Regions from separate parts of the Homo sapiens genome. Here regions 1, 2, 3, 4 and 5 are each linked to region 6. Evidence: chromatin contacts called from ENCODE Hi-C or POLR2A ChIA-PET data. All regions are on one chromosome and are shown on one strand. Each heading gives the region's core, a stretch centred on a gene start or an enhancer-like site at or near the end of the contact. The rest is flanking DNA. Distances are from core to core; before and after follow the strand shown. Region 1 holds the start of UBAP2 (ubiquitin associated protein 2). Region 2 holds the start of UBAP1 (ubiquitin associated protein 1). Region 3 holds the start of CCDC107 (coiled-coil domain containing 107). Region 4 holds the start of TPM2 (tropomyosin 2). Region 5 has its middle 16 kb from the start of CD72. Region 6 holds the start of DNAJB5-DT (DNAJB5 divergent transcript).

What was found. A loop is a pair of places that touch in the nucleus more often than their neighbours do. ChIA-PET counts read pairs that join two places held with the same protein, here RNA polymerase II (POLR2A). Pooled maps may share reads with other maps.
Region 1: a loop to region 6 is called in a map of gastrocnemius medialis, with 4 times the contacts of the local background. The contact joins the promoter of UBAP2 here to the promoter of DNAJB5-DT in region 6. A Hi-C loop is called at or near these places in 3 of 168 maps with a recorded cell type or tissue (ascending aorta, gastrocnemius medialis and naive thymus-derived CD4-positive, alpha-beta T cell), 2 of 37 single-sample maps with no recorded cell type and 15 of 50 pooled maps. POLR2A ChIA-PET finds 5 or more read pairs at or near these places in 2 of 52 experiments (AG04449 and activated CD4-positive, alpha-beta T cell).
Region 2: a loop to region 6 is called in a map of ascending aorta, with 18 times the contacts of the local background. The contact joins the promoter of UBAP1 here to the promoter of DNAJB5-DT in region 6. A Hi-C loop is called at or near these places in 1 of 168 maps with a recorded cell type or tissue (ascending aorta) and 13 of 50 pooled maps. POLR2A ChIA-PET finds 5 or more read pairs at or near these places in 1 of 52 experiments (B cell).
Region 3: a map of ascending aorta shows a loop between it and region 6 (7-fold over the local background). The contact joins the promoter of CCDC107 here to the promoter of DNAJB5-DT in region 6. A Hi-C loop is called at or near these places in 4 of 168 maps with a recorded cell type or tissue (CD4-positive, alpha-beta memory T cell, ascending aorta, gastrocnemius medialis and 1 more), 4 of 37 single-sample maps with no recorded cell type and 18 of 50 pooled maps.
Region 4: a loop to region 6 is called in a map of gastrocnemius medialis, with 5 times the contacts of the local background. The contact joins the promoter of TPM2 here to the promoter of DNAJB5-DT in region 6. A Hi-C loop is called at or near these places in 1 of 168 maps with a recorded cell type or tissue (gastrocnemius medialis) and 4 of 50 pooled maps. POLR2A ChIA-PET finds 5 or more read pairs at or near these places in 2 of 52 experiments (AG04450 and activated B cell).
Region 5: a pooled map shows a loop between it and region 6 (4-fold over the local background). The contact joins the enhancer-like site here to the promoter of DNAJB5-DT in region 6. A Hi-C loop is called at or near these places in 2 of 37 single-sample maps with no recorded cell type and 7 of 50 pooled maps.

Annotation. Positions count from the first base shown.
Region 1 is chr9:34,046,662-34,051,065 of GRCh38, forward strand. It overlaps UBAP2 (ubiquitin associated protein 2), which reads right to left and starts at 2,226. Exons shown (of 29, transcript NM_001370062.2): 1 at 2,164-2,226. It also overlaps the pseudogene RN7SKP114. RefSeq lists enhancers at 1,336-2,192, 2,193-3,048, 2,329-2,858, 3,049-3,905, 3,906-4,404 and silencers at 2,009-2,058, 2,209-2,298.
Region 2 is chr9:34,176,337-34,180,626 of GRCh38, forward strand. It overlaps UBAP1 (ubiquitin associated protein 1), which reads left to right and starts at 2,707. Exons shown (of 7, transcript NM_016525.5): 1 at 2,707-2,904. RefSeq lists a silencer at 1-69 and enhancers at 1,756-2,714, 2,520-2,949, 2,715-3,671, 3,672-4,290.
Region 3 is chr9:35,656,349-35,660,517 of GRCh38, forward strand. It overlaps CCDC107 (coiled-coil domain containing 107), which reads left to right and starts at 1,944. Exons shown (of 5, transcript NM_174923.3): 1 at 1,944-2,137; 2 at 2,228-2,379; 3 at 4,053-4,113. The coding sequence starts at 2,032. ARHGEF39 (Rho guanine nucleotide exchange factor 39) reads right to left here. Exons shown (of 9, transcript NM_032818.3): 9 at 2,995-4,169. It also overlaps RMRP. RefSeq lists enhancers at 708-1,216, 1,217-1,724 and a silencer at 1,807-2,066.
Region 4 is chr9:35,688,543-35,692,973 of GRCh38, forward strand. It overlaps TPM2 (tropomyosin 2), which reads right to left and starts at 1,383. Exons shown (of 9, transcript NM_003289.4): 1 at 1,162-1,383; 2 at 604-729. The coding sequence starts at 1,275. RefSeq lists a silencer at 2,721-2,800.
Region 5 is chr9:35,632,117-35,636,111 of GRCh38, forward strand. It overlaps a transcript of CD72 not described here. Among named protein-coding and RNA genes, the nearest start is that of CD72, 16 kb to the left of the region's middle. Within about 2 kb of position 2,620, at least 2 of the 41 ENCODE cell types and tissues checked have a DNase peak (open chromatin) inside an H3K27ac peak, as active enhancers do.
Region 6 is chr9:34,986,888-34,991,349 of GRCh38, forward strand. DNAJB5-DT (DNAJB5 divergent transcript) reads right to left here and starts at 2,492. Exons shown (of 2, transcript NR_109756.1): 1 at 2,272-2,492. It overlaps DNAJB5 (DnaJ heat shock protein family (Hsp40) member B5), which reads left to right and starts at 2,858. Exons shown (of 5, transcript NM_001349723.3): 1 at 2,858-2,944; 2 at 3,612-3,925. The coding sequence starts at 3,744. RefSeq lists enhancers at 2,279-2,488, 3,043-3,972, 3,973-4,462 and silencers at 2,599-3,098, 2,613-2,761.

The DNA of each region.
Region 1 (4,404 bases), core at 976-3,475, 940 kb before region 6:
AAAAAAAAAAAGAAGGCTTCACTTCAGACCACTCCAAACCTTCAAGAAAGGTTTGTACTTTCTACACATATTTTATACTTAAGAGGGTAGATACCGGGACCAGTTCCCATCACAATACAAGTACATATTGAAATAAACCTATTAGTCTACATGTTCTCACACCATCACACCATTTCTCCCCATACAATAAAAGTCACTCAGGCTAATACTAAGAGAGACACTCCTGGTGATCACTACATAGACTGCACTAGTAACCAGGAAAGGGAAGCAGAGGTGTTATTGTTGTTCCAATATAGTTCTAAAGGCAACTCCATGTGACTACTGCTGATCCAGCCCACATTTAAAGGGAGGACAGAGGAAACCAGAGCAGCAGGAAACAGGCAAGAGAGGCAATTACCACAACCCTTTCCCATGGCCTCATTCTCTCCCATGCCACCACTTTCGGGCATATTTCAATCACAACAAAAACCTTCCTTCTCTGAAAGGTTTCATAATTATTGAGGGTGAGAGGCAACAGGGAAGCAAATGGGGGAAATCAGCGCTGTGGGAAAATCTCTCGTCACACGTATCAACTAGCCATAAGTAGGAAAATCAGGAGTATGCTGGCAGCAAGCAAAAGGGCAGTTTGGGAAACTAATCACTTCTGCCTAATGATAAGAGAAGCCTTCAAAGCAATGGAAGGACAACCCTAGCGAAGGGGCTCCACAGGTGAGTGTATTGAAGGAAACTATCATCTCCAGGGAGTGGAATACATTCCCTTTCCTGAGGTAAAAGGGGAACACACCAATGTAGGATACGGGAGAGCTTAGGTATCATGTTCAACTTCCTTCCACCTTTCACAAACTGGCACTAAAACGGATACACAATTCACAGTGAAAAGTGAGGAATGCAATAACTAGTCGCATACCCCTTGTTGAAAAAAGTGCTGTCACAACGGAAGAGGAATATAAGAACTGGGTTCACCCAAGAAATTATATGCCCTTCAAATAAAAGATAATCTTTGGATACCTTATGGAGACCTGAAAAAACCCTCAACTAGCTGAGCACCGTGGTGCACACTGTAATCCCAGATACTCAGGAGGCTGAGGTGAAAGAATCGCTTAAACCCAGGAGCTGGAGGCCAGCCTGGGCAACATATGGAGACCATATCTCTAAAATTAATAGTAATTTTTTAAAATCTCTCAACTGTTAGGATACACTGGTGCTGTAGAAAGACAATAAGCCTAAATACTGGCAAACCATATACCTTCCTTGAATGTGAGGTAAAAACAATATCCAATAGAAGTGGTAGTAAATGACTGGATTACATCAAACAGGAAATAACAGTAATAATGATGGGATCAACCCCTAAAGCGAGCAAGCATTAGAGACCAGAGTGGTGACAGTTGAGATGCGTGGGCAACTAATTAGACTAAAAACTCAGGGGAAAATGTGGAAAAGCCGAGTGGGAAAGTGATTCAGAGGCAAACAACTGAGTTGTAATGCACCAATGAAAGAATAACATTTTGAGTATGTATTATTAACAGAGAGAGCTTTGCCGTTTACAAAGCGCTCAAAAACCTACATTAAATAATGAACTGTGATATAACCAGACTACAGGAACGGCGGGTGTGGAGGAAAACTGAGTCCCAATTGAGACCAATGCCCTACAGAATTGAAAAGAAGTAGAACTGAACTGTGACTCCGGGTAAGCCAGGAAAGGTTAGAGAGCGCATAAGTTGGGGCTATAACAGGGCCAGTCCCAAGACTAGCTACGGGCGTGAAAGCGGAAAGGTGATGAGATGGGACCGACAGCGTGGCGGGGAAGCTCCAGTCTACTGGCAGGCACCGAGGTGGGAGAGAAAACCACACCCTCCAGGGCAGAAACCCGAAAGGGGGGAGGGGAGGCACCCCTGGGGCTGGGTGGGGCCCAGCCGACCTGGACGGGGGAAAGTAGGAAGAAGCACAGGGCAACGTGAGGGGAAGAGGAAGGAGGGAGCCCGGGCCTGGACGTAGAGGGACCGTGGACCTGGCGAGTGAAGCTCGGCCCGGTCCTCACGGGTGGGCGCCGGGGCAGTCTGCAGGCGGTGGGGTTTCAGACGAGCTGAACCCAGAATTAGAAAGCACACGCTGCAGCGCTCAGGGCCCTGGAAGAGGGAAGGAGAGGGAGAGGATGGCAATTACCGCTGCTGCTCTCGGAGGACCCAAGACCCGCTGCCGCCGCCGCCGCTCGTTACCTGCCAATGTGCCTCTTACAAAGCGGCGGCGGCGGCACAGGCTGCCCAACCCGTCACGTGACCTCGCGTCACGGGCGAAGGAGGAGCCACAACACGTCGCTCGTGCGCGGCTTCAGAGTCAGCCTAGGCGGCGCGCGGCCTCTTCCAGCCACCACCTCCACCCCAACCCCGCGAAGCCAACCGCGTGGAGGTGGGGACCACAGAAAGGAACAAATAAGGGAGACTTGATAATATGTATTGTACTCGGAGTCATCAGGAGAGTATTACCCACCGCATACAAGGTGCCCACAACTGCAGCTCGTCGTCGCGCCGTGATGACCTCACAAAGCACCACAGGTTACTCCCCTGTGGCCGCCCTGTGCTCATCACGTGATGTGGTCCAACCACTCAGGGCAAGCCTGGCCTCCCAAATGTTGCACGAGGGGACCACGACTCCCAACATGCTGCACAGCCAAGGCGACCCCTACCGCAGCCTTTCTCCAGCGGGCTTCTAGACGAACCCCCTAGAGACCTTAGAGCCGAGGGAAGGCCGGGACGGAAAGCGGACTAAGCTGGCTTGAAGGACTAATACCATTGGATGCCGCCCGCCATGTGGCGGAGCGTGGTGCCTGCTGGGAGGTGTAGTCCTGGCGGGGGGTGGGGTTCCGCTCCCACGTTCCTGGGCTCGCTCTGCGCCCTGCCCCCTGCGCGGGAAAACGCCAACGGCTAGCAGCGAGAGCCTCGGCAAGGCGGAAGGTGCGCCCACTTTTAGTCTTTTTCAGTGCGGTTTTACTTTTGCCCTCCCAAGCCCCTTCTGGGTGAAAAGACTAGAATCTACTGAACGCCTACTCCAAGTCAGCCGTTTATTTCTGTTATATCATATAATCAACTCCTTGAGTCCAGGATTTTCCCTATTTAAGGATTTAAAAAAAGAACCTTAGAGTTGTTTGTTGACCGAAGAGACCCAGGTTTTCTGTCTTTAGAAAATTAATGACCTCCTCTCAATAGGATCTGACCTGTTGTCAACTCCAAGAATTACGAATAAATAAGATGATGGTTTATAATTGTAGCATGGTGTTTTAAAGTATTTTCCATTTACTGGCCTGTTTGGATGTGAGGGCGTTCTGGCTATCTTGTCACCCCATAGATCGCCAGGGCTGATTCGGCTGATCTGGCTGTCTAGGCGGGTGGCCCCTTCCTCCCGCACCTCTCCATGTGCGTCCCTCCCGAAGCTGCATATTCGGTCGAAAAGGAGGAGCATCCCCCATAGAAGAGGACAAGTCAAGGATATAGGAGTAGCTGCACGCCCGTGTTAACAAGCTCTCAAGGTCCTCTAAACAAGCTCTCAAGGTCTACTTACTGGCCTGTTTTATCCCAAGCTAGTTACATACAAGGACTTTGCAGTCCCGGCATGCCTTATCTCAATTGGAGCTTTCCTCTGTAATAACACTTCACCGGCTTGTGAAAATTAAATGAGATTATGTAAAATGCCTGCTTGACACATAATAAACCCTCAGTAAGTATCAGTAATCATTTTCACACTCTACCCATCGGGCCCAAAAGGTCTAAGTAAGGTAGAAAGGGGAAATTAGCTTATACTGAACTTTGTACAGGGCACTATGCTAATTACTAATTTGCTAGTTATTAAGTAAAACAATTGACATCTTAAACAGCCCTATCTAGTTCAAATAAAGCCTTTGTTATTCATCTGAATTAAAGAATGCTGCCGGGCGTGGTGGCTCACACCTGTAATCTCAGCACTTTGGGAGCCGGAGGAGGGCGGATCACAAGATACGGAGTTTGAGACCAGCCTGACCAACACGGTGAAACCCCGTCTCTGTTAAAAATACAAAAAAATGTCCGGGCGCGGTGGCTCACGCCTGTAATCCCAACACTTTGGGAGGCCAAGGCGGGCCGATCACGAGGTCAGGAGATCGAGACCATCCTGGCTAACACGGTGAAACCCAGTCTCTACTAAAAATACAAAAAAATTAGCCGGGCGTGGTGGCGGGCGCCTGTAGTCCCAGCTACTCGGGAGGCTGAGGCAGGAGAATGGCGTGCGGAGTTTGCAGTGGGTCGAGATCGCGCCACTGCACTCCAGCCTGAGCGACAGAGCAAGACTCCGTCTCAAAAAAAAAAAAAAAAAATAGCCTGGCGTGGTGGCACACGCCTGTAATCCCAGCTACTCAGGAGGCTGAGGTAGGAGAAT
Region 2 (4,290 bases), core at 1,457-3,956, 810 kb before region 6:
GGTATTTGTTTTTCTAGGTAAATGCCTCCACTTCTTTTCCATTTCTTTTTTTTTTTTTTTTTTTTTTGAATGGAGTTTTGCTCTCGTTGCCCAGGCTGGAGTGCAATGGTGTGATCTCAGCTAACCGCAATCTCTGCCTCCTGGGCTCAAGCAATTCTCCTGCCTCAGCCTCCCAAGTAGCTGGGATTACAGGCATTTGCCACCACACCTAGCTAATTTTTTTTGTATTTTTAGTAGAGACGGGGTTTCTCCATGCTGGTCAGGCTGGTCTTGAACTCCTGACCTCATGTGATCTGCCCGCCTCGGCCTCCCAAAGTGCTGGGATTACAGGCATGAGCCACTGTGCCTGGCCTTTTTTTTTTTTCTGAGACAGAGTGTTGCTCTGTCACCTAGGCTGGAGTGACGTGGCGCAACCTCACCTCACTGCAACCTCCACCTCCCAGGTTCAAGTGATTCTTCTGCCTCAGCCTCTTGAATAGCTAGGATTACAGCTGCCACCATCACGCCCAGCTAATTTTTGAATTTTTAGTAGAGATGGGGTTTCACCATGTTGGCCAGGCTGCTCTCGAACTCCTCACCTCAGGTTATCCACCTGCCTTGGCCTCCCAAAGTCCTGGGATTATAGGCATGAGCCACTGCGCCCAGACTTTTTTTTTTTTTTTTTTTTTTGAGACAGGGTCTGGCTTTGTCACCCAGGCTGGAGTGCAGTGGCTTGATCTCGCTCACTGTAACCTCCTCCTCTTGGGTTCAAGCGATTCTCATGCCTCAGCCTCCCACATAGCTGGGATTACAGGCGCCCACCTAGCTAATTTTTATTTTGTATTTTTAGTAGAGATGGGGTTTCACCATGTTGGGTAGGCTGGTCTTAAACTCCTGACCTCAGATGATCTGCCTGCCTCAGCCTCCCAGAGTTCTGGGATTACAGGCGTGAGCCACCACACCCGACCTTGTTTTTTTTTTTTTTTTTTTTTTGAGACAGAGTCTTGCTCTGTTGCCCAGGCTAGAGTGCAATGGCATGATCATTGCTCACAGCAGCCTTAACCTCCCAGGCTGAGGCCATTTTCTCACCTCAGCCTCCTGACTAGCTGGGACCACAGATGTGTACAACCATGTCTGGCTAATTTTTTACAATTTTATTTTATTTTTAGACAGGGTCTCATTTGCAGAACCCAATAGCTGGGACTACAGTCGTGTACCACCATGCCCAACTGTTTTTTGTTGTTGTTAGAGATGAAGATTCTCCACGTTGCCCAGGCTGGTCTCAAACTCCTGAGCTCAAGAGATCTGACCATCTTGGCCTCCCAAAGTGCTGGGATTACAGGCGTTAGCCATCGTGCCTAGTCATTTTATTTTATTTTATTTTATTGCGACAAGATCTTGCTCTGTCACCCATGTTTGGAGTACACCAGCACAATCCTGGCTCACTGTAGCCTCGACCTCTCAGGCTCAAGTGATCCTCCTATCTCAGCCTCCTGAATAGTTAGGACCACAGGCACATGCCACCACGCCCAGATAATTTGAGTTTTTGTAGAGACAAGGTCTCACTATGTTGCCCAGGCTCACCTAATTTTTACCAAACTTTTTGTAGAGACGGGGGTCTCATGTTGCTTAAATTGGTCTTGAACTCCTGGGCTCAAGAGTCATCTTATTCAATTAATAATTCTCTGTCTCCTAATTCCAGCAGACATAGAAAGACACAGAAGGCCAGCGCCATGGCTCACGCCTACAATCCCAGCAATTTGGGAGACTGAGGCTTGAGCCCAGAAGTTTACCACCAGCCTGGGCAACATGGTGAGACCCCGTCTCTCCATATATATATATAAAATAATAAAAATTATCCGGGCGTGTTGGCATGTGGCTATAGTCCAAGCTACTCAGAAGGCTGAGGTGGGAGGATCACTTGAGCCCGACAGGTGGAGGTTGCAGGGTTGCAGTGCGCCAACATCGCGCCACTGCACTCCAGCCTAGGCGACAGAGCGAGACCCTGTCTCAAAAAAACAAAAAACACCCCAAACAGAAACAACAACAACAACAAAAACCCCCACAGAAGGCAGTGAAGGCTTGGGATAGGATTACCTGGTTTAAACCCATAGAATGTCAGAATTGAAGGAAGACTTAGAGGTCACCTTTGTTTTTTTTTCTTTTGATACAGAGTCGCGTTCCGTTGCCCACCTGGAGTGCAGTGGCGCGATCACGGCTACCGCAGCCTCGACCTCCCGGGCTCAAGCGACCCTCCTGCCTCGGCCTCTCAAAGTGCTGGAGTTACAGGCGTGAGCCACTGCGCCCGGCCTAGAAGTCACCTTTCAACTTAGTCCTCTATACATGGGAAAAGTGAGGTCCAGAAAGGGTATGAGTTGTACCAGGTCGCTGACCCTGAACAGAAGCTAGATGTCTTAATTCCCAAATAGGACTCGCTGCTAACTCTTTGGGCATACCTTCGCGATTCAAGGCTCTTGGGTTTCCCGCTTTGGCCGCCTCGCCAAACCCAAGTCTTACACTCTTAGTGACCCCCTCCTTTCCTCCTTCCCCCTTAGGTCAGCAGGGTTTACTCATTCCAATTGCAATGCTCCATGTTGCCGGAGTAGCTCCTCGCTAGAAGAGAGATTAGTTATGTCACCGTCGGCTCCTCCCATTGGTCCGGGCGTGTGGAGCGCGGCGCCATGACGTCAGACGCCCAAATGAGTGGGGCGGTGAGGGGAAGGAGGAGGGAAGTAGGACTTCAACATGGCGGCTGCGGCACTGGCGGTGGCTACGGTGACGGCCTGGCCCGGAGCGGGCAGAGTTGGAGGTGGTGGCGTTCGCTCTCCCTAGGGGCTGTCGGGAGCTCAGCGGGGACCGAGCCTGGGAGGCCGGCCGGTGCCAGCACCTTTCGGCTTCTGAGACGGCGGCAGCAGCGGCATTCAGGTGAGGGGGGCCTCCCTCTGGGGGAGGGGGAAGAGGGGCGGAGTTGGGGGAGGGGGGCTGGTACTGGGAGACTGGGAAACGGGATGGGGGGCCGAGCGAGGTGAAGGGCGCCGGAGCTAGGAGGTGGGAGGGAAAAGTGGCCGGAGATCCGCGATTCGGGGAGGATTCTGGGAGAAGGGTCGGAGTGAGGGGACCGGAGTTGAAGGGGCGGAGGGGAAGTGGGATGCGGAAAAATGAGTTCGGATTAAGGAGACTAATACCCTACTGGAAGACAGGCATAGTAGACATCTATCGGGCTGGACTGAGAACTCGGTGGGAACTAGAGGATGTCAGGGAGGGGGACCCAGATTTTAGTAAAGAAGGTGAGTGGTGGGGAGTTGAGGGTGAGCTGGGGACGTGCGGTGTAGATTTAGTTCTCCCTGAGGCAATGAGATTGGGGAGAAAAGGTGGAGACTAGACCAGAGGTGAGTGATCTTTGGGGATATCTTTGGCCTTGTCTGGTCTTCTCCAGGTATGTTTATCCGCCTTTTTTGTTTCTTGGGTGGAGGCTTACCTATACAGTCCACCTGGGCCTCAGGAACCGCCCCAGTCTTTCTTGTGGAACGTCAGGTTCATTTATTTGAGCTATATCAGTGATCTTTGACCTTTGTTGCCAAATGTAATTGTTTCCAGACTAGCGTCTTAAAAGTATGGTTGGGCATAAAAATACGTTTTATGTTAAACTGAAAAAAAAATTGTTACTTTTAGTCACCATGCAGTGTTGCGAAACCAGATTTGGTAATTTAGTTAAGTATTACGTATATTCTGTTCTAACTTTACTCGTTAGTGCTTTGTCTCTTCAGTTATTAGCATTTGAGAATTTGAATAGATATGATGGATGTTTTCCTTTTTAATTTTGTCAGATTTGATGGTGGGAAAAACAAGATACTTAGTCTTTAGTGATATATAGTTCTTTCTAGTTAATGTCCCAACCTAAACTAAAAGTTTCCGTATTGGCCGGGCGCTGTGGCTCACGTCTGAAATCCCAGCACTTTGGGAGGCCGAGGCGGGCGGATCACGAGGTCAAGAGTTCAAGACCAGCCTGACCAACATGTTGAAACCCTTTCTCTACTAAAAAGCCAGCCGGGCGTGGTGGCAGGCGCCTGTAATCCCAGCTACTCGGGTGGCCGAGGCAGGAGAATGGCTTGAACCTGGGAGGCGGAGGTAGCAGTGAGCCTAGATCGCTGCATTGCACTCCAGCCTGGGCAACAGAGCGAGACTCCGACTCAAAAAAAAAAAAAAAGTTTACGTATTATGGCAAAGAATGTGAAATGTGTCAAGTCTTAAAAGAATTACATTGTCCGCATTAACTTACTATAAGTGAAATTTTATTAAATTTTTGTTTCT
Region 3 (4,169 bases), core at 694-3,193, 670 kb after region 6:
ACGATTCATTGAGTGCCTGCTATCGCCAGGCGCCACGTGCTGTGCTAGGCTCTGGGAGTAAAATGGTAAAGAAAAAAGAGAGGTGGCTCCTGCCCTTGTGGAATTTAGGACCAGCCTAGCTCAAGGGTCTCCAACACCCGGCCACAGGCCAGCACCAGCCTGTGGCCTGTTAGGCTCCGGGCCACATAGCAGGATGTGGGCAGTGGGGCCAGCAATCATTACCGCCTGAGCTCCGCCTCCTGTCAGATGAGCACGGCATTAGATTCTCATAGGAGCGCGAACCATATTGTGAACTGTGCATGGGAGGGATCTAGGTTGCACGCTCCTCGTGAGAATCTAATGCTTGACGATCTGAAGTGGAACAGTTTCATCCGGAAACCATCCCTCCACCCCGCTTCGTCCATGGAAAAATTGTCTTCCACGAAACCGGTCCCTGATGCCAAAAAGGTTGGGGACTGCTTGTCTAGTGGTATTGAAGAAAGTGAAATAGCGGCACTAAAGAATAAATTAGAAGTTGAATTAAGGGTTCCGAATGATGGGAACACACTTGAGCTGAGAACTGAAGGTCGTGTAGAACCCAGTATGCAGAAAGGGAATGCAGCGGCATGTCAGGGAGAGTCAGTGTAATTTCAACTGTCTGGCTTACAGTAGTAGCTGCTCAAGTTAAAAAATCACTAGAGTCCGTCGGGGTGGCACGTGCCTGTAATGTCAACTACCCGGGAGGCTGAAGCGGGAGGATCCCAGGAGTTTAAGACCAGCCTGGGCAAGAGAGCGACCCGCCGTTCCAAAAAAAAAAAAATCACTAATAAGTAGGCACGGTTCTAACTTGAGTGATCCCATTTAATCATCATAGCTCTTGAAGTAAGTGCTTATCTTCATTCCTCAGAGTGGAAAGGAAGGCACGGAGAGAGAACTAAGTTTCACAAGGTCACCGCTCTTGAGTACAGGAGGCAGGATTCTAGCCCAAGCAGAGTCCATATGTTGTGTACCAGCTACACAGTGAATGGTGGCTACTATGGCGTTTGCCAAAGGGAGAGGGAGGTAGAAGAGGAGGCTGTTTCAGGAATGCTCCATATTTGGAGTAATGAGCACAAGGACTTCATAGCAAGGCCAAGAACAGCGTAAAGCTGCCCGCGCATGAAAAGCAGCCGCGTTGACCGGGCGCGGTGTCACGCCTGTAATCCCAGCACTTTGGGAGGGCGAGGTGGACTGATCGCTTGACACCAGGCGTTCGAGACCAGCCTGGGCAACAGGTGAAAATCCGTCTCTACAAAAAATACAAAAATTAGCCAGGCATGATGGCGTGCGCCTGCGGTCCCAACTACTTGGGAGCCTGAGGTGAGGCATCGCGTGAGCCCGGGGAGGTCGAGGCTGCAGTGAGCCGTGGTCTCGGGAACAAAAAACAGCCGCGCTGAGAATGAGCCCCGTGTGGTTGGTGCGCGGACACGCACTGCCTGCGTAACTAGAGGGAGCTGACGGATGACGCCCCCGCGCCACGCCGCTCAGCGGGATACGCTTCTTGGCGGACTTTGGAGTGGGAAGCGGGGAATGTCTACGTGCGTATGCACGTGGCACTCTCTGCCCGAGGTCCGGGGACTTTCCCCTAGGCGGAAAGGGGAGGAACAGAGTCCTCAGTGTGTAGCCTAGGATACAGGCCTTCAGCACGAACCACGTCCTCAGCTTCACAGAGTAGTATTTTATAGCCCTAAAGAAATTGTGTTTTATGATTAGGGTGAGAAAGTTGGTGGCGTGAGATTAAAAAAACCGTTTTCGGGCATAACTTTCTAAGACTATAGGCTTTCAGAGGCATTGTGGCTAGCAGAATAGCTAATAGACACGAAATGAACAAATACAGGAAAGCTAGAATGACACTATCTTATGCAAATATGGTCTGGCCCCGCCCTACGGGGAGTGGGCGTGGCCTCCCCGGAGCCGGCCGGCCTGCTCGCGTGCGCGTGCGCGTTGGGGCGGCCGGCCAATGCCGGACCGCTTCGGCACCGCCCGCCCGATCCCTCCACCCGTGGGCCGGCAATGGCGGGCGCAGTTTCGCTCTTGGGTGTGGTGGGGCTGCTGCTTGTGTCTGCGCTGTCCGGGGTCCTAGGAGACCGCGCCAATCCCGACCTCCGGGCACACCCAGGTACCAGCTAGGGCTGCTGGAGGAGGGCTGGGACTGCGCACGGGTCCCAGGCCCCAGCTCGGCTGACTCGCCTGTATCCTCCCTCCGCAGGGAACGCAGCCCACCCCGGCTCTGGAGCCACGGAACCCCGGCGGCGACCACCGCTCAAGGATCAACGCGAGCGGACCCGGGCCGGGTCGCTGCCTCTGGGGGCGCTGTACACCGCGGCCGTCGCGGCTTTTGTGCTGTACAAGTGTTTGCAGGTACGGGGCGGCCGGGGGTAGGGGTGCCCCTGCAGGTGCGGGACCGCCGGGCGTGGGGATCCCCTGAGCCCGAATCTCCCATGGGGGTGCCAGGGTACCAAGAACAAGACACAGCTTCCCTGTCTGTAAAATAAAGACAGTAGTCCGTTGGCCTTCCAATATTATGAGGTTATTTTGAGGATCCAGGGAGGTAACGGATGTGAAGAGCGTGTGGTGAACTGTAAATAATGACTATCACATTTAGTTCTCCTACAATCCAGTGAGGAGTAGTCACTTGCTCGAGGTCACCCAGCGCTGGCAACTGCTGGAGCTGGGATTTGAACCCAGCTAGCAGTGTCCATGCTACAAGAGTGGGGCCAGCCTTGGCACAGGAGGTTGATTGCTGCAGCCAGTGTTTCTAGAGTTCCAGATATGAAGTGGTCTCATGTTCTCCTTGGGAGGAGGCCCTGAAATGTAAGTTGACAGTACATTTTGAAAAACAGTACCTTCCAGGGCTGTGTCTTTAGCCGTGACCCTATTACGTACTTGCATTATAAAATAGAACCGATGGAACCAGTTTAGATATATGAAACTAGAAGAGATAGCTAATAATGACCCCAGGTAGATGTGACAGGCTAGGATGAATGACTGAATTTAATGATGAACTTTGAGAAGGATAGACTAGTAAATTCTGTTCTTGGACCTGAGTACAGTCTGGGAGAAACATAATGTAGCAGGAGGTCTTATGAAAGAGAGTTAGGCATTCCAGTTGACTGAGTTCACTGTGGGATGTGACAAGCCACTTCCCAAATCAGTGCTGGGAACATGGCACTGTGCTTCACCTGCCAATCAGAATGCCCCTGGAGAATTGTATTCTCCTCAGGGCATTGCTTTAAGAGCACTACGTGTTCAGGAAACAACCAGAGAAAACCACCGTCAATGAGCACTGACTGTAAAGACTGACGTTAATAAACCAGAAAAAACTCAGGAAAGTGGGTGAGGGTGTGACCATTGCCTTCAAATTCCTGAGGGGCTGTCACCTTGAGGAGACATTATTTTGGAAGGCTCCAGTAAGCACTATGGAAAGAAGATACATAAAGGACAAATTTTGGCTTTGTGCATGAACTGTCTAACAACCAAAGTTTTTGTTTTTTTCGAGATGGAGTCTCGCTCTGTCACCCAGGCTGGAGTGCAGCGGCGCAATCTCGGCTCACTGCAACCTCTGGCTCCCAGGTTCAAGCGATTCTCCTGCCTCAGCCTCTCAAGTAACTGGGATTACAGGCACCTGCCACCACGCCCGGCTAATTTTTGTATTTTTAATAGAGACAGGGTTTCACCGTGTTGGCCAGGCTGGTCTCAAACTCCTGACCTCAGGTGATCCACCCACCTTGGCTTCCCGAAGTGCTGGGATTACAGGTGTGAGCCACAGCACTCAGCCACCAGAGCTTTTTTCAAACCGGAGGGAGTTGCTCATTCCTGGAGGTGTTTCAGCAAACTGACCATGTGTGGGACATAGGACGTCGCTTCATATGCTGGGTGAGGAGCTAGATAGACTAGGATTGTGATTCTCTGAGGTAAAAACCCAATCACTGTCTCCATCTCAAATTGCACTCTCTCTTGGCTGGCTCTGGAGACTGAGGTGATGGAGCAGAACCTTGTTGCTTCAGTACTGCCCTTTCCTTCTTCCACAACAGGGGAAAGATGAAACTGCGGTTCTCCACGAGGAGGCAAGCAAGCAGCAGCCACTGCAGTCAGGTGGGTTTAGCAGAAGTCTGTGCTGGGTCGGGGGAGTTTAGGGGACAGCAGAAGAT
Region 4 (4,431 bases), core at 133-2,632, 700 kb after region 6:
GGCCCTGTCCCTCTGCCCTGTGGCCTGGCATGGTCTCCAGGCTGACAGCTTAATGAGGGTAAATGAGGAGCCATTAGAACCTGAGCTGGGGCCCCAGGGCACAGCAGGGCTGCTGAAGCCAGAGGTCAAGGCCAGGGAATTTCTAATGGCCCCTTAGGGTTGTAACTCAAGTGGGGTCTCATCTCTGGATCCCTCTCCCTCCTCCTGCAGGCTAGTACCTCACATCCACATCCCCCCATCCCCAAACGGCTGCAGTCTCCTCTCCAATTTCAGCTGGAGGATTAATTGAGGTAGATGGTAAATTCTTATACCTTCCACCCCCACAATGACTCATTGCTTGATCACTGTACATTCTAAAAGCTGGAACCAAACAGAATTACAGGGCTAAGTCCTCTGGGGGAAGTGGTAGGTGGTTTTGATTTATCCACTGTCTTGGATTACTTGTGTAAGTTTACCCTAGCCCTGGTTACTGAGATGAAACCATTTCTCTCCTGGCGCTGGGGACATAAGGGGATAAGGTGCCCCAATCCTCTTATTCCCATACCCGGGGGGCCCCTTCCCAGAGCCCTAACTCCTCCCATTGTCCCCCAAGTCCACACTCACATCAGTGGCCTTCTTCTCGGCCTGCTCCAGTTTCTCCTGGGCCTCCTTCACGGATTCAGAATACTTTTCCACCTCATCCTCTGTCCCCTTCAGCTTCTTCTGGAGGGCCTGCTGCTCCTCCTCCAGCTGGGACAGAGGGGACTTGGTCAGCCAGGCTGGGAGGGGGCCCAGGCCCAGAATGGAGACGCGGTGTGTGTAGGGGCGCTACTAAGATTTGGAGGCTACTGGGATGGAAGCGGAATAACATAAAAGGGACAGTACAGTCAAGGGTACTGGTGGGACCCGTTGAGGGTACAGAGAAAACTTCAGGCCCCAAGGAGCAGGACCAACCGCGCTCTGCAAAGGCAGAGTGGAAACCAGGGGCCTGGGGCTTCCCCAGGCTATTGTAGGGGAGAGAAGCGGCTCTGGCGAAGGCCCTGAGGGTACTGCGAAGGCCCAGCCCCCACCCTGGGTGAGAGAGAGCCTTGGCGGGCAGGCCCGGGGCTGGGGGACCCATGGCAGCGGCCCACCCTTGCCCTAGGCGCGGGGAGAGCAGGCTGCACTGGGCCCGGCCCTAACCTGCTTGCAGCGGTCCTCAGCTTGCTTCTTGTCGGCTTCGGCCTGCTCGGCGCGGTCGATGGCGTTCTCCTTGTCCAGCTTCAGCATCTGCATCTTCTTCTTGATGGCGTCCATGGCTGCGGTGGGGGGTGGGCCGGCCGGCAGGCGGTGAGGACCGGACGGACTGGGCTGGGTGAGCGGACTGGGTGCACCGGTGGCAGGCGAGGAGGACGGAGCGGGACTGGGACGTCCCGGCCACGCGGGCGCCTAAAAGGCGGGGAGGGACCGGGCGGGGCCGGCAACCAGGACCCTCCCCCACCTCGGCCCAAACCTTGTAGGGGCAGAAGCACGGCCCGGCCGGGGGGTGCGGCCGCCCCCTTCGCCCACCCACTGGGGACCGCCTCCCTTGGGGTCCCGCCCCCATCCCCCTCTTCCCTGCCAGCCGTCGGAGGAAAAAGTGGCCGACGGTCGGCTGGAAAAACCCCGGCGATGCGAAGGGGAGGGGACCCTTGGGCTGGGGGCTCCGTGCTTCCTCTGAGTGACAGCCGGACCCAGTGGCAGCTGCGGCTGGGGCCCCTGGGGCTATTTCGGGGCGTGAGCTCACGGCAGCTGCCCGGGCGCAGGGACCGGCGTGCCCCCCCTCAGCTGCAGCAGCCGCTACCCTTAATTTAGAAGTTTCCTGCAAATCCCCCCGGATTAAATGTCTCTCGGGAGGCGGAGCTCCTCGGCAGTTTGAGTGCCTCAGTTTACCCTGAGTCCCTCTAGGTTTGCGTTATCGACGTGGTGGTAGTAGCGGAGTCTCATCGGGAGCTTGGGGAAACTGAAGCAGGAAGCGAGCCCAGAGCCCCGGTCGCGGTGGGGAGTGTGGCCGGGCTTGCTGCCCCCAGGACCGGCCTGACCTCTCATCCCCTCGCCTCCCCTCCCAGCCCCTGCCCCTGGAGCCAGGCCCTTCCTGCGAGCACCCGGCGGCTCAGGACCCAGCTCCCCGCCCCGCCCCCCACGTGCCCCGCATATTTTCCACGCGGCTGCGGCCAGGCTGGTCACCGCGCGTTCCCCGCCCCCGCTCCCACCCGGACGCGTCCCGAGCCCCTCCGCTCCCCGCCCCTGGCTCCGCCTGGCCCCACTCCCCTCCGCGCGCCTTCCCTCTTCTCCCCCGCTCCCCGCGGACGCTCCTCTCTTTCCCAGTGGGCCAACTTTATGCTGAAATTTCTTTTCTGCCCTTTTTTGGGATGTTTCCCCATTGGGAGGCGGAGCCGGGCTGCGGCGGGGAAGGCGGAGGGCGAGGGGAAGAGTCACTGAGCTGCGGGGCATAGGGGGTCCGGGGCGAGGTGCCTTCTCCCACCCAGGCCGCCAAACCAGCGCCGGAGCCGGGTCGTGGGGTCTGGGAGTCGGAGGCGCGAGGCGCGAGGGTGTTTGTTTTCGTTTTTCCCTGGGGTGGGGTGGGGGGAAAGGAAGTGGAGAGCCGCCGGGAGGAGGGGGAAGGGGAGGAGAGAACAAGCGGAGGAAGCCGGGAGGGAGCTGCTAGCCTCGCCCCCACCCTCCAGTCATAGAGGGGCGGGAGGCCTGGATTTTGCAGTGGGCTGGGGACCGTGGGAACCCGAGGCCGCTGGCCGGGGCGGTGGGGAGGTGGCGTGGAAATGCATTCAGATCTGTTTAGCTGCCTGCTAGCCACACGGAGAGCAACCCTGGCCTGACCTCGCAGTGTTCCTCTAACTCCGTGGAAGACGCCTCATCCACCAGTAGCCTATGCTAGACCACTGGGTATCCCCTGCCCTTCGCGTCTCACAACCACCTAATCCTGGAGAGGCTGCCTTCTACCAAGGAGGTTCCTCCTCGGGTCGGTCTGGGCTGGCCTCTGGCCGCGCCTTATGTTTTCTTCAGTCTGTTTTGTAGTCTTACTTCTAGTTCCTCAACTCATTCATTCATTTGACTGTCCCATGACATTGTTGTCAAATATCTTTTTAAAAGTTAATGCGAATATTATCTAAAATTCTCCAAAACCCCTCCCTAATCCCTGTCCCCCCACCTTTTTTGAGACGGGAGCTTGCTAGATTGCCCAGGCTGGTCTTGAACTTATGGGCTTAAGTGATCCTCCCGACTCAGCCTCCTGAGTAGCTGGGATTACAGGCGTGCGGGCACCCTGCCTGTTTTGAGGAGAAAAAAAAAATCCACATTTCTTAATATGGTATAGAAGGCCCGTTGTTTTGGCTGTTGCCTGCCTCTCTGGCCTCATCTCCTTCCATGCCCAACCTCACCCCCAGTATTCATACTTGTACCTCATGCTGCATTCATAATGAGCTACGTGCAGGAGCTGGAAATAGCCATACTTTTCTTAAAGCTTCCACAGTTTATGCATTCTGTTCTCTCTCCCTAAAATGCCCATCCCCTTGGCTGATTCCTGGTGGCCTTTAAGACTCAGTAAGTGTCAGCTTTTCTGGGAAGCCTTCCCTGGCCACTTCTCTTCCCACCGCCTCACCTAATAGGTGCGTGTTCTTGGTGCGGGCTCTCACCCTCATCCTAGTCCCATGGTATAACTGTTCTTATACCGGTTTGGCGCCTCCGCCGGTCTGTGAGTCCTCAACAGAAACGACTGTTCTCAATTCTGAATCCCCAAGGCCTATCACAGCACCAGGCATAGAGTTGGCACTTCATGAACATTTGCCAGATGAGTTTTTTATGTACCAGTTTCTGGGTACTTATCAAATATACTAATACGGTGTGGGTCTTTTGGTCTTAGAACCCATTACACTCTTAAAAAGTATTGAAGACCCCCAAACAGCTTTTTTGTTGAAGTGGGTTATATCTACCAATAGTTGCCATATTAAAATGAAACTTGAGAAAAATTTTAAATATGTATCAATTCGTTAAAAATAACAAAAATAAACTCATTACACATTAATCATGTTAACATAATGTTCTAAATGAAAGATAACTATATTCCCATTCCCCGAATTAATGAGAGTATGGAAATTATTTTACATTTTTACGAATCTCTTTACTCTCTGGCTTCCAAGGGGACAGCTGTATTATCAATATCTCCTTCCATATTTGATCTGTTGCTATATGTTGGTTACTGAGACATATGAAGAAAATCCTGTCTCACAACAGATATGCAGTTGGAAAGATTTATTTATTATTTTATTTATTTATTTTGAAACAGTCTTGCTCTGTTGCCCAGGCTGGAGTGCGGTGGTGCGATCTTGGCTCACTGCAACCTCCGCTTCCCAGGTTCAAGCAATTCTCCTGTCTCAGCCTCCTGAGTAGCTGGGACTACAGGCATGCACCACCATG
Region 5 (3,995 bases), core at 1,370-3,869, 650 kb after region 6:
TCCTCTAAATTTTCAAATTGGTTGATTTTCAGTTGTACTGTTTTATAATTCTTCAATTTTCTCCTCTTTTTTTTTTTTTGAGACGGAGTATCGCTCTGTCACCCAGGCTGGAGTGCAGTGGCGCGATCTCGGCTCACTGCAAGCTCCGTCTTCCGGGTTCACGCCATTCTGCCTCAGCCTCCCGAGTAGCTGGGATTACAGGTGCCCACCACCACGCCTAATTTTTTGTATTTTTAGTAGAGACGGGGTTTCACCGTGTTAGCCAGGATGGTCTTGACCTCCTGACCTCGTGATGCGCCCGCCTCGGCCTCCCAAAGTGCTGGGATTACAGGCTTGAGCCACTGTGCCCGGCCTTCTCCTCTATTTGTAAGAATGTTTTCTTTCTCATAACTAATCTTGTCTATTTAATCTTTCTCTCTTTTTCCCCCTTTAATTTGGCTTGCAAGAGGTTTATTTTATTAGCTTTTTTTTTTTTTTCGAGAGGGAGCCTTACTCTGTCGCCCAGGCTGGAGTGCAGTGGCACCATCTCGGCTCACTGCAACCTCTACCTCCTGGGTTCAAACGATTCTCCTTCCTCAGCCTCCCAAGTAGCTGGGGTTACAGGTGTCTGCCACTGCACCCTGCTAATTTTTGTATTTTTTAGGAGAGACAGGTTTTCACCGTGTTGGCCAGGCTGGTCTCAAACTCCTGACCTCAGGTGATCTGCCTGCCTCAGCCTACCAAAGTGCTGGGATTTCAGGCACGAGCCACTGTGCCCAGCCTTATTAGCTCTTTTAAAAGACAATTTTTTGGATTTATTTATCCTTTTTAGTTTTTTTTTTTTTTTCTTTTTGAGACAGGGTGTGGCTCTGTTGCCCTGGCTGGAGTGCAGTGGTGCAATCTCAGCTCACTGCAACCTCCACCTCCTGGGCTCAATCTAACCTCCCATCTCAGCCTCCCAAGTAGCTGGGACTACAGGCGTACACCACCATGCCTGGCTAATTTTTGTACTTTTTTTTTTTTTTCTTCAGAGATGGGGTTTCACCATGTTGCCCAGGCTGGTTTCGAACTCCTAAGCTCAAGTGATTCTCCCGCCTTGGCTTCCCAAAGCGCTGGGATTACAGGCATGAGCCACTGTGCCTGGGCCTTCTTAGTATTTTTGTTTTTTGTTTTTTTTTTTTCATTTCATTAGTGTTAGCTTTAGTTATTATTTTCTGATTTGATTTCTTTTCTTATTCTTTTCATAATTTCTTGAAATAAGTGCTCCCTTTATTTTTCCTGTGCGTGTGTTGTTTAAAGCTTGCTATCTTTTTGACAGTATAATATATGATACAGGGTAATTGAGAGAGTTTCTCATGTTACGCTGTTTTCTCATTTCACATTTTTATTTTGTGAACATAGTATTTTCATTCTTTTTTTAAAAACCAGTTTTATTGCATTGTAATTTATATACAACAAATTGATCCATTTTAAGTGTACAATCCTATGAGTTTTGACAAGTGTATTCAGTTGTGTAATTACCACCACAATTAAGATACAAAACCTTCCTATCTCTCCCAAAATCCTCCTATCCCTTTGCAGGAAGTCTTCTCCCACCTCCCCCAGCCCGTAACTTAAATTTCTCTTGTTTGATATCAGTACAGATGTTCCTTGACTTAGGATGGGACTACGTTCCGAAAAACCCATCATAAGTAGAAAGTAATGTTAGTCGAAAATGCATTTAATACCCTGATAAACCCATCGTAAAGTCAAAGAATCCTAAGTTAAACCATTGTTAAGTCGGGGATTGTCTGTATATAGCCTCTGGTTTTTAAAATAATATTTAATATTTGCCTGGTATCTCTTTCCATGTCTTTATTTTAAAACTTTATCACTTTAAGTGTGTTTCTCTTAAGTAATGTGTGCCTAAATTTGATTTATAACAAAATCTGACAGTCTTTTAATGGTAGATTTCAGTCCGCTTTTATTTACTGTAATGAGTGATGTATTTGATTTTCTTATTTCCATCTTACTTGTTTTAAAGTTTTTTTATATTGTTGTTAACTCTTCTTTTTTTTAATCTTTGCTAGATTAAATAAATTACTACTCATTCAATTTTTCTCCTCATTAATTTGGAGTTTGTCATTCTATTAATAGTTACCATCCCTGTCCCTGCTCTCAGATAGATACACATGACTTTTCTAGTGTATGAAAACAACAGCTACTATTTCCAGAATACTTTAATTACCTTCTATTTCCTCCCCATCCCAATAAAATGTAATCTTTTTTATTTTTGAGACAGAGTCTCACTCTTGTTCCCCAGGCTGGAGTACAGTGGCACGATCTTGGCTCACTGCAACTTCCACCTCCTGGGTTCAAGCGATTCTCCTGCCTCAGCCTCCCAAGTAGCTGGGATTACAGGAGCCCGCCACCAGGCCCAGCTAATTTTTGTATTTTTAGTAGAGACAGGGTTTCGCCATGTTGGCCAGGCTGGTTTTGAACTCCTGACCTCAGGTGATCCGCCCACCTCGGCCTCCGAAAGTGCTGGGATTACAGGCGTGAGCCACCGCGGCTGGCCAAAATGTGACCTTTAGATTACTTTCACTTCCCTTCCTTTCTCCCATTTTTCCTCCCCACCTCTCCCTGCCTTAGACTTCTGGAACACTTTTACCTTCCCCTTATCCCCACCGCCTGACTCCACAGTTTTAATGAGATAATTTAGTCCTTATTAGAATTTCCCTTATAGTGTGTTCCATCTGTTTCAAGAGTCCTTATTTAGCATATATGTTACACCTCATAAACAGACATGGTTCGTTGCTCCCCACTGGTTTCTTGCTTCTTCTCTTCCCCTGTCTTGAAGTCTGTGTTAGGATTCATTTGTTGTTTATTAGAGTCTCTTCTCAAAAGTATTTCTCAGATGAGGTACTCAGTGATTTTTGCAAATCTTTTTTTCTTCCTTGGCTGGGTATAGGTTGCAGGCCTTTTCTTTCATTAGCCCACATTCCATCTGGGGGTCTTTTAACTTTCAGGGTTGCAGATGAGAAAAAATAACTTGCTTTCTGCCTTAAAGTATGTAAGATTTCCTATATTCTTAGAGTTTTGGAATTTTTGCCTATATGTAGCTGAGTGTGTGTCTTTTCGTTTCAATTGGAGCTGGAATCATTCTTTCTTCAGCTTAGAGAAATTTCATCTATTATTTAATTATGATCTCTCCTCTCTTGTTCCTTTTTCTCCTGGAACCCACAGCATTTGCAGGTTAAGTCTACTCTATCTGTTCCAGGCTTCTACCTTCTACCACATATTTGCAATTCTATATTTTTGTGCTAGATTTTGAGACTTTTTTTCTATTTAATTTTCTAGACCTATTTTGGGGTTTCAGCAATGACTGTCCTCTCCTTTGATTTATCAATGGAAATTTTTAGTTCTGAGATCACATTTTCTAGTTCAAGGAAATCTTTTGTGTTTGAGCTTCACACATATCTCTTCCAGGCTCTCATTTTTTCTGTCAGGGATTCAGCTGTCTCTGCCAGCAGGTTCCTCTGCCCTCTGGTTTTTCTGCATTCTCCCAGCCTCAAGGGCTGAGAAATTAAATCCACCATTAGTTTTGCTGGTAGTTAAGACCCAGAAGAGTCATGATTGTCCTTGGGAAGCAGGCTGTCTCTGAGACTTGCTTTCTTCCTGAAAGTCCTTGCTTTTGGCTCTGAGGCTGTTTTCCAGAACTTGTCTATAAGGAATTCTCTCTGCTTGGAGCCCAGAGGAGCCCACTTAAAGTTTGTCACCTATAGCTGGAGTTGTCAGAGGGGGTGTGGAATGGAGAACCTCACTAGAGTTTCCTAGAATTCTCTTGCTCTAAGAGGTCTAAGTATCACTATTAACAAATAAAAAGTCACCAAAACACTTAAAGCCAGGAAGTGTTGAAAGTAGTTACCTCTGGGAACTATGACTGGGAGTAGGAATTGGAATTGGGGGAGAGAGGTTTTTACTTTTATTTTTTCCCCTATGCTAGGATTTCTCACCCTCAGCACTATAAATTTTGG
Region 6 (4,462 bases), core at 1,242-3,741:
TGATCGCAGATGCGTGCATACGCTGGCAGACATGGTGTCAATGTGTCAGTGCCTATATACCTTATCCACTCTTTGTCATGTAGACACATGCCCGCACAGTCATTTACTCACACATGTACACTGACCCAAAATCATATACCTACAACATATAACAGAATCAGGCACACCACCACACAAAAATAACTGCACAGATCCACTCACAAATCACATTACCAGTACCACACTACAAATAACTCCCAGACTCACAGATTTATAGATGCACTCGCACTCCCAGCATCTGTGAACATGTAGAGTAATGGTTAACTTGGTTGAGTTAACCAAGTTAACCATTGGTTGGGTATAAACTACATGCCCAGCTCAGAACTAAGTGCACTACCTGTGTTACCTTAATTAACCCTCTCAACAACCCCCTGAGGCACCAATCCCCATTTACAAAGGAGATGAGGCATGAGTGTGGCGTGTAAGCTCACAAGGTGCATAGACTCCAGACCACACTGTCACAGTCCATGCCACACTGAGCACTACACACACGTGACACCCAGGACAATGGGACTGAGGGCGGGAACCGAGGACTAGGCAAACAGTGGAGTCTGTGCCACCAACACCTGAAGGCACAGTTCTGCACCCTCAAAGGTCCGAGCCTACACTTTAGCATTAGCAGGGGCCAGGTAAAGGCTGGTGACTAAACTCTCTGCCTCCGTGTTGGCACAGGCAAGGCTGGGGGAGGCAAAAGAGACAGAACTGGAATAGGAAGAAGTAGAGCCACCCACAGCCTGGGCCCCACAGGTGTGGAGGTGGAAGAGTGAGAGCCCCCAGATCTGAGGAGCCAGCAGCGGTGCAGGGCCCCTCACCCCACCTTACCCATCTCTGTGTCACACAGAGATGTCCATCCCTCCTCCCTCCCCTCCCCCTTCCTCACTCCTCCTCACCCCATCTCTGTGCCTCATCCTTTCATTACTCACCCCTTCTTTCCTCATCCCTCACCCTGCCTTCCTGCCCCTCCCCAGCCCTTCTTTCCTTATCCCCCACCCTGCCTTCCCTCCCCTCCCCAGCCCTCCTTTCCTCTGCCCTCCTTACTCCCACCCTATGGCTCATCTGCCCCATGCCCCTCCCCTCCTCATCCCCCTCACCCCATCTCACCATCCTCTCACCACCCCCTCTCCCTACCTCCCCCCCTCAACCCCATTTCCTCAAATTCCTCATGCTCATTTCCCCACATTCATCACCCATCTCTGCTCCCCTCCTGGCCCCCAACCCCACTTCCTTTCCATCCTCCTTTCACCCCAAGTCTCTTTCTTCCTTCACACCTCATGCCCCTTTACCCTTGGGAGCCCCATAGTGACTCCTGGCATGAAGGTAGGTAGTGAAGAATCTACAGACATGACTCCAGGACCCTGGCACCCCCCCCCCGCCTTGCTCTGCTCTTGGCCCAGGTACTCAAGCTGCAGTTTCTAGCAAGACCTCATGGGTGTCCAAACTCTGTCTCTGGAAAATAGGAAAGAAAGAAGTAAAGGGGAGCTTCCGGCCTGACCCTTCTATCATCATCAACCCCCCAGCACTCCCCTCCCCCACTTCACCCCCAAATTACTCCCTCCCCACCCCCGCTCCCTCGAGCACAGATGGGCCTGGGAGACAGTGACGTGGGCGCCAGGCACCGTGTCTGCTGGAGTGGCGGCTTCCGCTGGCGACCGCCTCCGCAGCCCCGCCTGCTCCCTGCATCGGGGACACTGGGGCTGAGATCTAATGACTTAATGGGGGGTGGGGGAGACTAGAGATTCTGAGGGTGTTAAGGAAGGGGATCTTGGGGAGTGAGATGAAAGATGAAAGGGGAGAGCTAGGATAGGAGATCGGGGTGTAAAGAAAGAACCAAGAATAAGACAAAAGGGATCACTGCGGGAAGGAAGACAGGAGATCATCTAGGGCCAAGAAGGAAAGGGCTAAAACACAGGCACTCCAGGGGGAAGCAGGATGAGAGACTGATTAGAAGAGGGACTGAAATGGAGACCGCGGGGTCGCTGAAGAGGGGCGCGAGGATGAGGGGCTGTACAGAGGGTGGGCGGGGGAGATTCCTGGAGGCACCGGCCTGGGCAGAGCCATCCGTTTCCCTCGGGGGAGAGGTCCGGGGGGCTCTGAAACCCGGCATCCGTGGGGTCTGTTAGAGATTCCGTTAGGTCACATCAGGCCACCGCGGGGTCAGGATAAGGTAAAGCTAAATGAGGTCAGCTTGAGGTGGTTACACCGTTGGCTGAAAGGCGAGTAAGAAGTGCTGACCTTTTGGCCCCGGTCCAGGGACTACACCTCCCAGAGTGCACTGTTCTCTCCCTCTTGCCCCCCAATGAAGAAAGGAAAGAATGCACGGCCGCACGGCCAACTGGTGGGTACAGTTTTCCTTTAAGGCTGCCTTTGACGTCGCAAGGGTTCCAGAAGGTTCTCCTGGGATTCGAGCAGTGGCCAGTACGTCCCACCTTCTCAACCCGGAGATTGGACTAATATAGTTTGCCCCCGGGCTCGGGTCTGAGTCTCAGGCACGAACCAATAAAATCAAAGGGCGAGCGAGGTTGCCGCCCTCTGTCTTTTTCACCAATGGCACGACAAGATGGCAAAGAGGCGTGGTTGAGTGATCCCAGAGGGCGCCAATCAGATCCACACCAATCACTGCCTGGAATGTGTGCGCGTGTGGCCGGGTGACAGGGGCGGAGGATGGGCGGCTATCACCAAGCCGCTTGTTGAAAACTGCCCAATCACAGTGGAGGCTGAGCTGAGTGACAGGAAGACGGTTCAATGGGCGGCGCGGAGGCGGAGCCGTGGGGGCGGGCTCCCGGTCCCGCTATCGGCGGCCGGCGGGCAGGCGACTCCTGTCCCGGGTGGAGGCGGCGGAGCCGGAGCCGGGGGAGGGGGCAGCGGCTGTCTCACGGACCACGGCGGCGCCCGCAGCTCCTCACCGGTGAGGGCGCCAAGCCAGGACTCGGGGGTCCCGGGAGCGGGGCGTCGTGAAGCCAGGGCTCCTGGTGTTGGGGGGTTGGGACACTGAGGGCCCGTAGGCTCTGCTGCCTTGGGGATGCGGGGCCCCGGGGTCTGCAGGGTGCTCGGAGTCCTAGACCAGGGCTTGGCTGTCACAGGGGGCAGCCAGCGTCTGAGTCGGGGAGGGGAGGGGAGGGGAGGGTCGAGTCGGACCGGACCAGATTGGGTTCTGTGGGGCGGAGGCATCTGTGAGCAGACCAGCCAGCCAGCGCGGGTGACATCACCGACCACCCTCCCCCGCCCGAGCCCCCTCCCCTCCTCTCCTCGCCGCGCCTTTTGTCCCGGCCGAGCTCCGCTCTGCCCCGCCCATCTGCGAGGGAGGAGACTCCCGTCAGTGACTTCATTGAGTAGGTTCTTGGGGATTGGGGTCGGGTCCTCCCCAGTGAGAGGCGACAGGAGCTCACTGCCTCTCGGGCCCTCACAATCACACCTGTCACAGGTATACACGCTGCCACTCACAAACACACGCTTGCACTCCCAGCCTCACTGACACGCTGCCATACAGCCGCTCACAGCCAGCCAGACACTGCTGCACCTGAGAGCAGGTGGCCGCGGGTCTTCTCCCTTCACTCTCCACATTTGGGGATCAGGTCCGGCACCTGCTGCGCCAGACAGGCCTTGCTGGGCACGCGCCTCTGAGAGTCCAAGGAGGTGGCTTCCAGAGCTGCAGCACTTCAGGCCGGCTCCGGTGGAGCGATCAGAGGTGAGGGGCTTGGCTGGGCATGTTTAAGCGCACAGTGCTCTCCTGCCCACCCCCAGCAGCACCCCCACTGCAGGCCCGAGGAGCTTTCCGGAGCTTCCCACACTCCTGGGGAGAAGACTTCTTAGCCAGCTTGATGTTTAAAATTCAGCTGGAGCCCTTAAAACTTCGAGCGTGGACGCTGAATGGGTTTGTAAAGTTTCGGTAAGTCCCTCCGGAGAAGGGCACTCACACCCATACCCAGTCAAACCCTCCACGCGGCCATCCCCTCCATTGCCTTCCTGCTTCCTCCAACTCATCCTCATCCCCTCTGTGACATACAGGAACCCCCCTCCGGCCTCACCCACATATTTGAATGAATTGCACCCCTTATCATTCCTTTTCTCAAACCCTTCAGGTATCCATTTTCCACAGACATTTCCTCCATTATTTCAACTCTCCACATTCCTCCCTTTCAACCCATCATTAACCCATTTTCCACCTCAGCCATTTCCATCTGTCACTCATCCCCCTCCATCAGTACCTCATTTTCTGTATCAGCCATCTCCCCTCCCTGTACCTCAACAGTCCCCCTCGCCATTTTCTCCCCATTTTTCCTTCCTGCCTCTACCTTAACATCCTCCTCATTCTTCTCCATCAAAGGCAGTGCCATGCCATGGGGCTCCTTTGTCATTCCAACACGTGGCCTGTGGGTAGGGGGGAAGGGAAGGAGGGAGGAAAGCAGAAAGAGAAAAAGGAGGC